Regions from separate parts of the Mus musculus genome. Here regions 1 and 3 are each linked to region 2. The links are chromatin loops, found by intact Hi-C in ENCODE. Cell type or tissue: left cerebral cortex. All regions are shown on one strand.

Evidence for each region. A loop is a pair of places that touch in the nucleus more often than their neighbours do. Peaks named below come from ENCODE experiments on the same cell type or tissue, not always from the same donor. Only the 100,000 strongest peaks of a DNase experiment are listed, where the experiment ranks them.
Region 1: it touches region 2 in a loop (3-fold over the local background); 30 of 42 quality-filtered maps call a loop at or near these places.
Region 3: it touches region 2 in a loop (2.7-fold over the local background); 4 of 42 quality-filtered maps call a loop at or near these places.

Annotation. Positions count from the first base shown.
Region 1 is chr3:51,363,462-51,368,461 of GRCm38, reverse strand. No RefSeq gene overlaps it. Among named protein-coding and RNA genes, the nearest start is that of n-TPagg5, 6.6 kb to the right of the region's middle. In left cerebral cortex, CTCF peaks have their summits at 2,810 and 3,014; a DNase peak (open chromatin) is centred at 3,116; H3K4me3 peaks cover 768 bases.
Region 2 is chr3:51,274,788-51,279,787 of GRCm38, reverse strand. The region is part of intron 4 of Elf2 (E74-like factor 2); the gene reads left to right. It overlaps 4930577N17Rik (RIKEN cDNA 4930577N17 gene), which reads right to left and starts at 3,027. Exons shown (of 1, transcript NR_073429.1): 1 at 1,381-3,027. In left cerebral cortex, CTCF peaks have their summits at 2,298 and 3,719; DNase peaks (open chromatin) are centred at 2,381, 3,035 and 3,566; H3K4me3 peaks cover 2,517 bases; H3K27ac peaks cover 2,124 bases.
Region 3 is chr3:51,414,091-51,419,090 of GRCm38, reverse strand. It overlaps Naa15 (N(alpha)-acetyltransferase 15, NatA auxiliary subunit), which reads right to left and starts at 3,075. Exons shown (of 20, transcript NM_053089.3): 1 at 2,715-3,075. The coding sequence starts at 2,768. It overlaps LOC108168868 (a long non-coding RNA gene), which reads right to left and starts at 2,708. Exons shown (of 2, transcript XR_001783830.2): 1 at 2,317-2,708; 2 at 1-47. In left cerebral cortex, CTCF peaks have their summits at 1,408 (motif pointing right) and 2,868; DNase peaks (open chromatin) are centred at 2,284 and 3,148; H3K4me3 peaks cover 2,480 bases; H3K27ac peaks cover 2,055 bases.

The DNA.
Region 1 (5,000 bases), 89 kb before region 2:
CTTTTTGGTCATGATGTTTTATCATAGTGGTATAGAAACCCTAAATAAGACAGTAGTGTAGCACACAGGGTCCATTGTTGAGCTGGACTGTCAACAACCAGCTTTGCTCCGCAGCCAGTGCCCTGCAGGACTAGGAAATCAATCAGGGGAGAAGAAGCCTCCAGCTCAGACTCATGGATTTCTCCACACTCTGCTGCCAAAGCAGGTACTGTCTTTTGCAATGGGAACTTAACATCTAGTTCTGGCATACAACCAACATCAGCGCCAATAATCTCTGCAGCATGTAGAGCCTCGGGGGCCAACAACTCACAGAAGCAATTCACTTCTGATACGGGATTTTCCATCCAATAGCCTTATAGCTTCTGGGTGTGCCTTCTTTTAGAAACTACTTTTGTCTAGGGGTGGTGAGATGATCCAACAGTTAGGAGAGCACTCTGATCTTGTGTACCTTTCATCCTAGCATTGGAGAGGCAGAGATGGGCAGAATTCCAGTTCAAAGCTAGCCTAGTCTACCTAGCCAGTTCCAGGCCACCCAGGGTTACATAGTAAGACCCTGCTCCTCATCACAAAAAAAGACATTAGGTGGCTATAGTGGGGTTCATGCCTTTAATCCTAGCATCCAGGTGGCAAGGGCAAATGAATCTCTGTAAGTTTGAAGCCAACCTGGTTTATAAAGAGAATTTCAGGCTAGCCAGGACTATATAGTGAGATCTTGTCTTTAAAAAAAAAAAAGTACATTTCTTTATTTTTATTTTTTTGCTTGTTCATGAGGGTAGAGATCAGAGGACAACCTGTAAGAGAGAATTCTTTCCTTCCATAATATGGATCCTCGGGTTGGGGGAGAAACTCAGGTCATCGGGCTTAGTGACAAGGTTCTAACCTACAGAACCATCTCTCCAGCCCTGAGGGGTACACTTTTCCTCTGCTGCAGCATACCTTTGCTCAAATTCTAATCGTTGGGGTTTTGTAAATATTTCTTTATTAATGTGTGTGCGTGTGTGTGCGCGCACATGCTAAGTGTATGTATGAATACCATGTGCATTCGGTGTCTGCATTGGGCCCATTGAACTGGAGTTACAAGCAGTTGTGAGCTGCATGAGGTTGGTCTTGTGAAGTGACCCAAGTCCTAGCAAATGCCCTTAATTGCTGAGCCATCTGTTCAGCACCCTATATTTCCATTTTAATAACCCCATAATTATTTCAGTCAATACAGCCTGTGTATAGTTGTAAAATGAATGGAAGTACAATTAGTCCTGGTCCCTTTAGCCCTGTGACTGTGAAGCGAGTGCCCCAATCATTATCAGTTCTCCGTGCCTGTGGGTACCGCTGAGTTGGATAAGACCCAGTGTGCTTCACTCATGGATTGCTGCACAACACATTAACTGATTAAAAGTTTTCTGTTACAGGATATCTGAGCTGGTTTCTAGTTAGGTTGTGGCTCAACCCTTAGCACACACCTTTAATCCCTCTGGCTGGAATATAAACACATCCATAGCTCTCAGCTTTAATCCAAACAATGAAGGTAAAGTTCGTCTGTAGAAGGAAACACCCATGTTTGAAAGTGATGTCTAATTGAGTGGCAGAAAAAGTGACGAATCAGAGAAAGATCTGACAGATAGGATACTCCCAACTCTCACAAGGAGAGAGGAAGAGGAGCATTCAGCACAGGAATACAGTAGCGTTCCTAGAGAGTGGTACAGTAGAGTTGAGAAGGAGAGTGGAGCAGCCTAGAGCGAGAGAAAGAGGAAGGAGGCAGTTTGTGGTGGTTTGAATACGCTTGGTCCAGGGAGTGACACTATTAAGAGATGTGGACTTTTTGGAGTAGGTGTGGCCTTGTTGAAGGAAGTGAGTCACTGTGGGGTAGGCTTTGAGACCATCCTCCTAGCTGCCTGGAGGCCAGTCTCCCCTGGTTGCCTTCTGGTCAAGATGCAGAACTCTCAGCTCCTTCTCTAGCACCATGCCTTCCTGCATGCTGCCGTAGTTCCTGCTATGATGATAGTGGACTGGACCTCTGAACCTGTAAGCCGGCCCCAATTAAATGTTTGCTTTTATAAGACTCGCCTTGGTCATGGTGTCTATTCACAGCAATGGAAACTCTAACTAAGACACAGTTTTACCAGGACAGTTGTACAGAGACAGGTAAAGACAGAGTGAGCCAGAAAATGAGAAGAAGCCATATTAGAACATTGCTACTGTTAGTTTGAGGCACAGCAGAGCAATTCAGAGACTGAGAGAGAAGACAGCTTGGAGAGAGAGGAGTTTGAGTCAGAAGAGCTAGATTGAACCAACCAGCCAGAGTTCAGAAGGAAGAAGAAAGGGTGTGCTTAGCCAGCAGCAAGTTTCGGAGGCTGAAAACATCCTAGGCCTACATAATATTGTATGGAGGGTAGAGGCTTCCAAGACTAGGCCCAGGTTAGCAGACTGGGGCATTAAGGCTTGGAGACAATGGACTTGCGGCAGTGTCCACACAGGTGAGCACCGACTTGTATCCTTACTGACATATACGGACCCTGTATAGTCTCTCCGTGTCTTAATTTGGAACATGCCTCACATTTATTGTTACCATGCAGAATAGCAGACTATTTCATGGGAATGTTGGTAGCTCTAGCTACTTTCCAGTGTGTGCCAAATCACTGTGGCCAGACTGTAGATAAGAGCCTCCAGTGATCTCTGGAGGCAGATGGCTTGTAGCTTGGTAAGGGCATCTGCTTCCCGATTTTCAAACCTCAACCAGCTATGGGCTGCCAGCCACATAGAAAACCACTGATTCCTGTTGAACTCTGTTACATATGTCCTCCAAGATCTGCTGCCCCACAGTGGTGGAAAGAGCATCCACCTGGTTCTTTTCCCATTGGGCCAGCCATAAAGTCAGACCTCCGAATACAGCCCCGCTACTGTCCATATGGATTGTCACAGGGTAAATCTCACTACCAGTGAAACTGGTACTTTCCACTCTGCTGTCTCTTATCTCAGTCCGCTGGCTACGCTTTCTCGCTTTCTTGCTTCCTTTCTCCAGCCACACGGTGTCAGTGTTCATTTGCATTTCGACCGCCACCCAGTCCCGTTTGGTGTCCTCCCCTTCTGCAGACAGATGGTGTCCCTCTTAGCACTTTATCTCTCCTAGCGCTTGGTTCACTTACCCGGGGGCGGCTTAGAAGCTTGAAAGAACACTGGTGCCAACACAGCCTGCACGGCCTTGGCGACGGGACTTGCAAACACCGCACCACATTGCTGTAAAAAGTGCGAGCCGCCTCTGGCAAGTTTGATTTCGCGCTACCGGAGAAAGAGACGTGGCCTTTATTTGGATATGCAGCTTTCGCTGTCACTGGGATGCTGGGCCCTTCCTGTTGGAATGCTCCACGTTCATCCAGCAGTTGCTGTTTTAGTACTGTGCGCCAGCTTCCTTCCCTTTCCATGGCTAGGACCCAAACGCTATTAGAACTGTTTGCTCAAGCTGTTTTTTTCCATAGTCCCCCGAACATCTGGTGACTTCTAACACAAAGGGACACGGCCATTAAGGTTATCTTGCAAGGACCTTAGCTTACTCAGGAGCCTCTTGAGCCATCTATCTATTTTAGCACTTACAGCACGTGGTACATTTTTACTAAGTTGTTGGGTGTGATATTGATACCCCTCTTACTGGAGTATAAGATCTAGAATTTCACAGAGGAGCTCGCCCTTGCCTTTTGTGGACTGACTGCCCATCCTGCTTCCCTGAGGTGCACACCGCGAAGTCTTTCAGAGACGTGTTGTGAAACTTTTTCACTTAGGGGAGAGAGCAGGAGGAGAAAGCAAGGTCTCCAGCCACCTTCCCTTGACAAATAGACAGTGTGGCAGGTAATTTTGCATGAGTGGTAGAGACTCCTTTGAATTTAAATAACCCCTGGGGATTCAGCAACTCAGAGAATACAAAAAGACGGAGGAGAAAAGAAGGTAGAAGAAGGAAAAGAAGGAAGAGGAGGAGAAAGAAGGAAAAGAAGAAGGAAGAGGAGGAAGTAGAAGGAGGAAGAGGAGGAGGAGGAAGAAGAAGGTAGAAGAAGGAAAAGAAGGAAGAGGAGGAGGAAGAAGGAAAAGAAGAAGGAAGAGGAGGAAGTAGAAGGAGGAAGAGGAGGAGGAGGAAGAAGGTAGAAGAAGGAAAAGAAGGAAGAGGAGGAGGAAGAAGGAAAAGAAGAAGGAAGAGAAGGAAGTAGAAGGAGGAAGAGGAGGAGGAGGAAGAAGAAAGAAAAGAGAAAGAAGGAAAATAGGTGTGTTCGCAAGTTCCAACACCACATGGAGAGATGCCATTACTTGTATCTGTTGTTCTGGCATAAGAGCCGTGCTGGGCACAGTGGCATAGACATGGTAACTACCTTACTTAGTAGTGCTGGCCACAGCGGTGTAGATGGGGTCGACCTTACTTAGCTCTCTTCATCTGAAGTCTTTTATAGGAGCTGTCTGGCATCTTCACAGGCCACACACCAAGCTGAAGAAAGAAAGGCCTTCGGGTTGAGCAAATAACCTCTAATCTTTCTAGCTCCTTTAAAGTTGCTGTAATTTCAGCATAGACTTCCAGGTAGTCAGTACAATTTGATATTTATAGGTCGACTCAGAGCCGGAACTTTCTAGGTTCCCAGGGGGCCACTCACAAACGGCGGTCTTGACATTTTGCACTCTCAGGTGAAATTCTGCAATGGCGGCGTGCAGGGTGAGCACCAGCAGTGTGTCCACCCCCAGTAGATTCTCCTGCTGAGAAGAAGTTCACTCAGGGTTTACCCTTGGAGAGAGACAATTGCTATCACTGCGACTTACTGTGTAAACTTATGCCAACTTGACACACAGGATAGAGTTATCTGAAGGAGGGAAATGAGAAAAATGCCTCCATATGACCCAGATGTAAGCTATTCTCTCTCTCTCTCTCTCTCTCTCTCTCTCTCTCTCTCTCTCTCTCTCTCTTTCTCTCTTTCTCTCTCTCGGTTTTTTAAGACAGGGTTTCTCTGTATAGCCCTGGCTGTCCTGGAACT
Region 2 (5,000 bases):
TCAGCTTTATTCTGTTTGTCCAGGGAGAGCAGGATTAAGCTACATATCCTTGAGGAGGAGCTATAAAAAAGAAACTGTAATGAGAAAATTTTATGACAGAAGTAGGATGTTACTCTTGTTCCTGGCGTGAGGTTAAGAATATTTGGTATCTGGGTTCAAATTCTGACCCTTTTGTAGTTATTTAAGCGAGGAGCCTGAGCTCCTGCAGCACTCAGTGAATGGAACAGTAATGTCTGCTGTGTGGGGATGTAGGCAGAATATAAGAAAGTAAAGAAAGTACTTAGCACACAGGCTTTTATTTGGTGAGAGGTAAGGTTAGGATTACTTGGTTTCTCTGCTCTGCCAGGACTTATAAGTAATTTTTATACAGTATTGTCTTTCTATAGTTTTATTAGCAGAATGAGTTTATTTTAAGGTATATATTATAAAAGCTGTGTATTTATACTTAGTTAAATTCTGCTTATAACTGTTTGATTATGGAGACTTGAAAAAATGCAAATGTGCTTGTGTATTCATAAGGATATATATTAGATTCTTGATAAATGCCATATTGCCAGTTTGTACCTGTATACATTCTAGTAGCAGGCCATTCTACTTATTATTCGCAGTAAAGTGTTGGCTTTCGAAAGCCTGTTTTTAAGGCAGGGTAGACTTGCCTTAAGATTAGAGGCATTGTGCTTTCATATGTTCTAAATGTACAGAGATATTGTGTTTTCCAGTGTTTTTGCATTATTTTCTCTGTACATATGTTATGTATATAAATTATTATGCAAGGATATATGTAGCTTCTATTCTCTAGGTGCTTAAATGTAAGTCAGACAATGATGCAGATAATCAGGGTGTACATTCAGCAAAGCACACACACACACACACACACACACACGCAAGCTTATACACATACACGTTGCCTCCGAGATACCTAAAATGCAGTCAGCTAAGTTGTCAGACTTCAAGCTGGTCCTATATTGAGAAATCTGTTTTATTGTCCTTAAGCCATTGACTTGTCACCTACACACCACCTACACACCACACACACCCCTTCGGTTTCCATTTCCTTACTAAATAGAATACATGGAAAATGTGCTACTGGAGCAGAAATTCTGATTTGTTATCGGTTTCATTGATCTGCCTACAGCCATCCAATTACCCTTTGGCATTCCTTATCTTTCTTGATACAGAAACTGTTAAAAGATGCTGCCTGTCAATGGGAGATTCTTATTTCAAAATGATAGTAGAAAAAAATAAAAGCTATCAGTTAGCTGACTCCTTTTGACCTATGCTTGGCAGTCTTAGGTAAACCCATCTAATGGTGCTGGGTAAACTTATAAAACCATATCGCGTTATATTACTGTCAAACTTTATTTATATGCAGTTAATTGAGATAAAATCTGTAACCCTACCATTACAGATGATTACTTTTTATTCAGCAACTTTTATTGAACGAAGAATAAAATGTATTGGAGGTGCATTTTACATAAAACGTGTGTCAAATAACTTCGGAATGACATTTTATTTCAGTTTTTATGTTAAGAAATTCTGAAACAGGCAAGGCATTTAATTAGGTCTTATTCCCTGTATTTCCACTAATTTATAGCCACTAATTGGCCATTATTTTCCTTTCCTGTTACAGTGTGTATTTGTAAGGCCAGTTTCAAGGTAAACGAGTTTTTTAAAAGCTGTCTGAAGATATCTTTAAGCTATGAACGAATACGTTCATTTGTCCAAGTCAAGCAAATACAAGAGAGGGCACACGAATTTCATGACCAGCAAACCCAGCGACTCCAGTCTCCCCGAGGCTGCCGGGCGGCTCTTTTCTGTTTACTAATTACCTGTCTAGTGTACTCTGACTTCTGTCGAGAAGACAGGACCAAGTCAGTTTTTGAAGTAGTTGGAGACTCCTGACTTCCTTAGTGATGCTTCTAGAATATTTTCTAGGTACAAGTTTTTTAAAGTGCAGTTCTTTCGACTGAACTGATTGTATGTTGCATAAGCGCCGGGAAGGCCAACCCAAGTTAAAAAGCCACCTCCGTGTACAGCTGCGGGACTAGGTATGAGGTCTTTTCTAGGAAGAAAAATTTGATTCATGGCTCTTTTCCAGAGGGGACATTTGCAGACTTCGCTTCCGCAGAACGTGAAGCGCGCCTCTTCCTGCCGAGGCGAGGCCCGCGTCCCCGAGGGCGGCCTGCGGCTCCCCAGCCTCAGGTGTCCGTGCGGCCGCCGGCTGCCGGCGCCCGGGACTGACTTCCTGTCTGGGCGCGGGGCGGAAGGATCGCGTTGCCAGCCGGGGCCGCCGCCGCCCCTGCCGTTAGGTGGTGGGGCTGCTGAGCCCGGCGGCGGGAGGCGGGCCGGCCGCCGCTTCCTGTCGGAGGACGCGCAAGGATCCGGGCGTCGGAGTGTGTGCGAGTGCGTGAGTGTGTGCCGCCCGCACGGCGTGTGTCTCCGGCCGCGGGTTCCGCCTTCTCCCCTGTCGCCGCCGCTCAGGGTGTAAGTCAATGTGAAGCAGCAGTTCCAGCCCCGGGATAAACATGGCGACGTCTCTGCATGAGGGACCCACGAACCAGCTGGATCTGCTCATCCGGGCCGGTAAGCACAGGGGAACTTTTCTCCCGTGCATCGGTGCAGCGGGCGAGGGGGCGCCCGGCGGGCGGGGAGCGTCCCCCGGGGCGGTCAGCGCCCCGGGTCCGGTGTCCGTCTCCGGCAGCCGGGCGGCCGCGGAGAGGGGGGAGTGAATGAAGTAATGGAGGCGACAAATCAGGAAGTGATCACCTTGGAGAGTAACCTGCCTCGGATCCGGGCTGTCGCTCCGGGGAGAGCGGCGGCGGCGGCGGCGCAGCAGCGGCAGCGGCAGGGGCCGGGCGCGGAGCCGCGGCTAAGTTGGGGAGTCGGCGCGGGCGAGTTGCGCGCTTCGCCCCAGTTGCCGGGGAACCAGGAAGTGAGCGGAGCTGTTGTCCCCGCCGCCTGCCACGCTGTCCGGCCGAGAGGGCCGCCCCTGCCCGCGGCCGGGGGCGCTGGCCGCCCGCCGCCCTCGCCTCTCACTTCCTATAGCCGCCACTTCCGCATGGACGCCGCGGCCCCCCCGGGCGCTACCCGCCAAAACGCGCCCGCCCGGCCTCCCGCCTCGTCCCTCCCGGAGCGGCGCCCGAGTAACGGTCCCGAGGCCACTTCCCGGTGCCGAGTGGGACGCCGCCGACCCGGCACCTCCCCGCCGCGGCTAACGGCGGCCGTGGGGGAACCGGGCTGCTGCCCTTCCTTCCCTCGTGGGGCGGGTGACTGAGGGTGGACGGGAAGGACACCGGGTGTATTCCGCGCAGCCGGCCCGGGGCTGCGGGACAGCGGAGGGGGACGTTTATTTTGGTCCACAGTAAGATGAAAGCGGGGAGCGGGGCGGGCGGGAGGGCGTCCTGGCCCCGGGGAAGTCTCGGCTCGGCATTGCCCCCTTTCCCCTCCCCCAAACCTCCCACCATAGCGGAAGCGCCTGGGAGAGGACAGAACGCGCGCGATTGACAGGCCCGAGGTTCCAATCTGCGCCCTGAGCTGTTCCAAATAAGAACGTTGATTTCTGGGGGCGGGACCACGGGCCCGAGCCGGGCCAATGAAGATTGGGCGGGAGTGAAGCTGACAATGTACGCATGGAATTGGAGGGAAGAGGAGTGTAAACACGGAAGTGGCCGCGGGGGTGGGGGATGTGCTGCGCCACTGCTGCAGCGGAAGGGCACGGACTTAAGTTACATAGAAAAAGCAGCTTTACTTGCTAGCAGACAGCGCAGCGAGGGCCTCGGGTCGATGTGGCACTGCTCGAACACTGTTGCTTACCGAAATTATAAGCGCATGCGGTCCCTCCTCTGGTTCTGTTTCACATCTCCATCGATGTCGGATTGGAAGATGAGAAATTGTAACCAAACGGTAGTGCTGTAAAAGATCAGAACAGTCTTTTTGCACCTATTGTTTTTAGGGATCTTGAAATTGGTAGTTTGGTGGACAAAGCAGTTCGGTTTGGAGGAAAAATTATGTTTATCTCTAAATTTAACGGAACTTTAAATATAAATAAAATCTGGACTGATAGAACTGCATGTGCTATATAACAATAACGCTGAATAGTGTGTTTTGGCTGAGGCATATTTTACACATTTCAAAAGTAGGGAAATCACAATTTATTGAGCAGCGTTTAAATGCCTTTTTGAATAGGAACTTTTACTGAAGGAGAGGAACATAATGGAACTTGGGTCCTTGTTAAAGTCAGTCCATTGATCAGTATGAATTAGTGTACAGTTTTATGTTGGGTTAGTGGTGTTTTGAGTGTCGAGTGTGTATAGTTAAAGAGATACTGTTTGGGGCAGGAGAGATGCTCCTCGGTTAAGACCACTTGTTGCTCTTGCAGAGTTGCTCTTGCAGAGGTCTTGGGTTCAGTTCTCAGCACCCACATTCACAACCACCTGTAACTCCAGTTCCAGGGGATACAACCCCTCTTCTAAACACCATGGACACACATATGGTGCTCATAAATACTTAGACAGAAGCTTAATAAGCCTAAAGATGTTATTTCCAATTCATGTGAATACTTATGAGAGAACCATTGCACAGTTTCTGCAGTGAGAACCTTGAGAAACACTGTAGAGTAAGAGGACTTAACTTCACAAGTGATAGGTTTCTTTTCTCTGCCTGAGCTATTAGAACTACCACTAAAACTGAATGTGGCCTGTAGATAATGCGCTGGGAGTGCACATTGGAAGTCAGTGTTCCTACCTTTTTATAGGCATTCTTGCTTGTAGGGCTGAGGATCTGGACCAGGCCTCCAGCAAGCTGGGCAGGATGCTTTACCTCAGGGCTACACCCGCTCTGACACGGGGTTTCTAAGACTTTAGATGCCATTTTCCAAATCTACTTGATTTTCGAGAGCTGCTTACAGAAATCTTATAACTAATGTTTTTAAAATCACAGTGTGCCATGAAAGAGTTCTACACGCTGTTATTTCTTCTTTCTTGTTCATGTAATCCAAAGAC
Region 3 (5,000 bases), 140 kb before region 2:
GTGGAATACCAAGAACTGGGGAGCCAGTCTGAACTACAAAGTAAAACCTTGTCTCAAAAGAGAAAAACCAAACAATAAAAGGGTGTCATTAACAGTTGGAAAACTTGAGTATTAGGAAAAAGAATCTGTTAATGATATTACAACTGTACAAGGCAATGTCTCTATTCCTTTTTTTTTAAAATATTTATTTATTTATTATTATATGTAAGTACACTGTAGCTGTCTTCAGACACTCCAGAAGAGGGTGTCAGATCTTGTTATGGATGGTTGTGAGCCACCATGTCTCTATTCCTAAGGGTGAAGCATAGTCTGAGGCTTTCCTTTGTTTCAGGTTAAGTGTATTTTTGGGACTCTTGATTTTTCTCACACACACACACACACACACACACACACACACACACAGCCCAGTCAGTATAATGGGAGAGTTGGAAGCACATCTCTGCTTGTATTTAGCACAGGGTTCAACCTCCAGCATTATAAGGGAGAATAGGAGGGAAAGGGGAGCAAAGGGACTGGATGGGTAAGCCCTGAAAGAAAACTATGCTATATAGTTCTACCCTCACATCACTTAGTCTTAAAAGACTTGGGAATAACTCAGATGGATGGCCTGCTCACATGCTAAAGCCCTGGTGAGATCTCCAGCACAGGAAAAATAACAGCAACTGGTCTTTGGCTGGTAAGATGCTCAGTGAGGAAGGGAAAAAAAAAAAAAAAAAAAAAAAAAAAAACCACTGGCTGCCAAATCTATTCCTATATTGTTTTTTTCAAGACAGGGTCTCACTGTATATCTGACTTTCCTGAATCTCCGTATCAGAGCCAGCTGGCCTCGAACTCACAAATATCTCCTGCCTCCACCTCCCAAGTGTTGGGATTAAAGGCAGACAATATTAAGCCCAGCTTTTTGCTGCCAAATCTGTTGACCTGAGTTTAATCTCAGGAACTCCCACATGGTGGAAGAGAACCAACTCTTGGAAGTTGCCCTCTGACCTCTCCACACATAAAAAAATAAAATCATTCTAGAACTGTCACAAGAAGTGCATAGTAGTTCTCATCTGTAATCCCACCTCTTGGGATGCTGAGGCAGAAAAACTGCCAAGAGTTCCAGTCCAGCCTGGCTACAGAAAGTGAGATCTGTCTCAGAACACTAAAAACAAAAAACTATGCTACAAATCCACTTAAGACTTCTAAAGGTCTGAAAACAAAACGCCATTAAGTAGTACGGGAAGTGACTGTCTAATATGTTTTTCTACACAAATTGATTACATGGATAGTTCTGTAAAATCAATCACCTCAATATAAATGGTTATTTAGGATTTATTTATGTATTTTATGTATATAAGTGCTCTATTTCCTGAATGTCTTGCACCCCAGAAGAGGGCATCAGAGTCCACTATAGATGGTTGAGAACCACCATGTGGTTGCTGGGAACTCAGCTCAGGACCTGTGGAAGAACAGTCAATGACTGCTTTTATCCACTGAGCCATCTCTCTGGCCCATAAATAGCCAAAAAGAAAAAAGAAAAAGAAAAAAGAAAAAAAAAAAAAGAAAAGAAAAAGCCAAATATCTAATCTCCTTATTTTGTTGTCAAACGAATTATAACTGCAATCTAAAAGGCTAACACACACACACACTCCAAAATTCAAGTCAAGTTTGGCGAATACACTTAATTCTTTCACGCACAAAAAAGTTTGTATAAAAGAAGCTACCCTCACACTAACAACAAAAACTGCTACAATGTATTAATGACAGAGCCGATAAAGCAGGGCATAGTTTACAATGTAAACAGATTCAAGCCCATACCCCCGCAAGTTATCACTGCGTGTATTTTTATGCAAACCGCAAACATCTGAAGCACAGGGGATGAGTTTGAGATAGCGTCAACAAGATCCATCTTAGAAGACACTTCTATTATCTCCTGCTAAGTTTTTGCACCGCTATTTTTAAAACTTCAGAGTAAGGGGTGGAGGGGGAGTCTGTACTGAAACTTCCTACCGGACCGCCCCTAGAAATGAGTCCCACCTCCCGGAGAAGGGTGTCGGGGTGGGGCCGTTTTGCTCTCCAACTAACAAACAAATGCTGCGTTTCCCACTCCCAAAAAAAGAGGCCGAGGGGCTGCAGGATCAAGTATGCAAGTGCCTGGATGGAGGTGACAGAGTAGCCTCCGCTTCTACAAGAGTCCATTCTTTCGAGTCCAACAGTGACCCCCGGCCGGGCGGGGACCGGTGAATCCCAGATGGGGAGGAAGAGGGAGGGACGGGGCCGGAGAGGGAGAAGTGCTTTCAAGCAATGAATGAGTCCCTGCCTCGGCCACACCACCTGTTCCTTCCGAGGGTGCCACCCCGACCAGCCGGCAGAATCCCTGTCCGGAGCGGGGCCGCGACTCCCGGCCCGTGCGGCCCGCTGCCCCGCTCAAGGCCAGGCTGCTCCTCCCTTCGCTCTAGGAGGGTAAACGGCAGCCGAGCCGTGCGGATGCCGGGGAGTCGGGGCCTAGTCCGGAACCGAGGCCTCGAAGCCCGCGGGCCGCGGCGCGCGGACGGAGGTGGGGGCGCTCCCGGGGCGAGACGAGAGCTGAGAGTGCGCCCCGCCAGCCAGCACAGCCGAGGTGGGGTCCCCGCGGGGTGGCCGGGTGCCCGCTCGCCCGCCCGGGCTCGGGGCTGACAGGCCCGGCTCCCAGCGAAACCATCCCCGGTGCCCGCTCGCCGCCTCACACTCACCAAGATCCGCTTGAAGAGCGCGTTCTCCTTGGGCGGGAGGCTCACGGCCGGCATGGTTCCGGCTCCTCCCGCGGCTCCCGCCACCGCCCGGCTCGCTCAGTCCGTTTGTCCGCCCGCCGCCGCCACTGCCGTTCCCGAGCTCACTTCAGCCTTGAAGCCTTCACTCCGCCGCCACTAGGCCTCCGGGGTCGCCGCGCCCGCCCTGTCCTGACACTCCCTTCGCCTCTTTTTTTTTTTCTTTTCTTTTTTTTCTCTCTCTCTCTCTCTCTCCTCCTTTTCCCCCTTTCTCACTTAACGCCGCCGCCACCTCCCCCCTCCCGGGTCTCCGTCGGCGGTTCACGTGGTAACTGAAAAGACCGACAGAGGCAGCCAAAATGGCGGACTCGGAGGGCTTTCCCACCCGGGTCACACCTCCCAACGCGCAGGCGCGGTGACCCGCTCTTCCCCACCCTCGATGCACCGGAGCCTGCCGGGAACGCGGAGGCCGGGCCGGCCTGCGGAGCCGCGGATTTCAGAGTTGGCTCTGCCGGTCCTGCCAGTGCCGTGTGCCTGGGAGGGCCGCCAATGACGCTTCCGCCGCCGCCGCCTCCTCTCTGGAAACAGACTTTCTGCCCCTTCTCGCTAGACCGGCCTGCCTTTCTCTCGGTGGGGTAGACTCACCCAGATGGTGTCATCATAGCTTGAGTATCAAGTGCCAAAATGGAGATGTTTTAAGAAGAGGTATAATGGTTCTAGGCCCAAGTGCCTGTATTGTGTACAGAAGGGAGCGAAGGGTAATTTGTGAACCGATCCGAAAAAGAGGGCTTAATCATCTTGAAAAGCCTCTAAGAGCTTGACCTATGAAATGGGCCCCGGCTGGCTAGGGTATCAGTGATTTTTGTTGACTATTGCTAGAGATAGCCAGGAAAGGTGTTGGCCAGATCCGAAGTGACATACTTATACTGCCAAAGGAGCCTCTGAAGGTTGAGGTATATTTATTTCATTGCTGAAGTCATATAATGCGAGGTTGAGGAACTGGCTGTGTGAGTCACCTTAATGTGGTGGAGTTGAGGGCCGAGACTCCTGGAGTTGGCTTCTAATTCATGCTTAGGGTTGTATCTGTTGAACTGCCTGTTAACAGAAATCCTCAATCCTTAGAGGCCAGACTCCACTGAGCAAGGTCAGGCCTGAGAGAGAAGAGGATCCAGACGTTTCATTACAGTTAACAATAAAACTTTACAAAATGGCAAGCCATTGAGTCACAAGAGCCATTTTACCCTTGATTATCTCATGTGGACCTTCTAGTAATCTGTGCATCCTGAGTCATAAAGATGTGCAGCAGTTTAGCTCCTTTAGGTCTGTTTTTGTTTGTTTTGTTTTGAGACAGGATTTCCCAGTGTTTCCCTGGCTATCCTGGAATTCGATCTCTTAAAAACCAAAAAGGGAGCAAGCTTAGAGCAGGCAAATCCTGGGGTATCCTTGAACACTAATCTCTCTAAAGATTTAGGAAAATTAAGTTGGTGAGATGGTTCAGTGGATTAAGGCACTTACTTTGCAAGCCTGACAGCCTGAATTTGACCCCTGAACTCACATGAAGATGGAAAAAGAGAAAAGGCTCCAAAGAGTTGTTCTCTAACCTCCATGTTGGCACACATAAATAACAAGTGAATTCTGGGCTGGAGAGGGAGTTCATAGGGGAAATGACCTGTTACTCTTGCAGAGAACCTAGGCTGGGTCCCAGCACCTCTGAAGAGGCCAGGTATACACAGGGTGCTCGCACAGACAAAAGGCTCATGCATATAAAATAGATAAGCCTAGAAGAAAATCCTTCACATACAAAGATGTAAGTAAATAAATAGCTTTTCTACAAGTGTGTGCTGTTGAAGAGCTAACCTGGTGCTTTATGCATGCCAGATAAGCACTTTTTTGTTGTTGTTTTTTTGAGACAGGGTTTCTCTGTGTAGCCCTGGCTGTCCTGGAACTCACTCTATAGACAAGGCTGGCCTCGAACTCAGAAATCCACCTGCCTCTGCCTCCCAAGTGCTGGGATTAAAGGCATGCGCCGCCACTGCCTGGCCAGATAAGCACTTCTACCATTAAGCTAGCTATACCCACAGCACTAAATGCAAATTTTGTTTTTTCAAATTGTACAAATAATTTTTTAAATTGTAAGGTTTTATTGGCATGTTAATTATACATAATAATGGTATTCATTATTTTTATACATGTACATGATATATTTCAATCATAGTCACACACATACATACCCTTACCATCTTGTCTCCCTTGACTACTTTTAATCCCCTT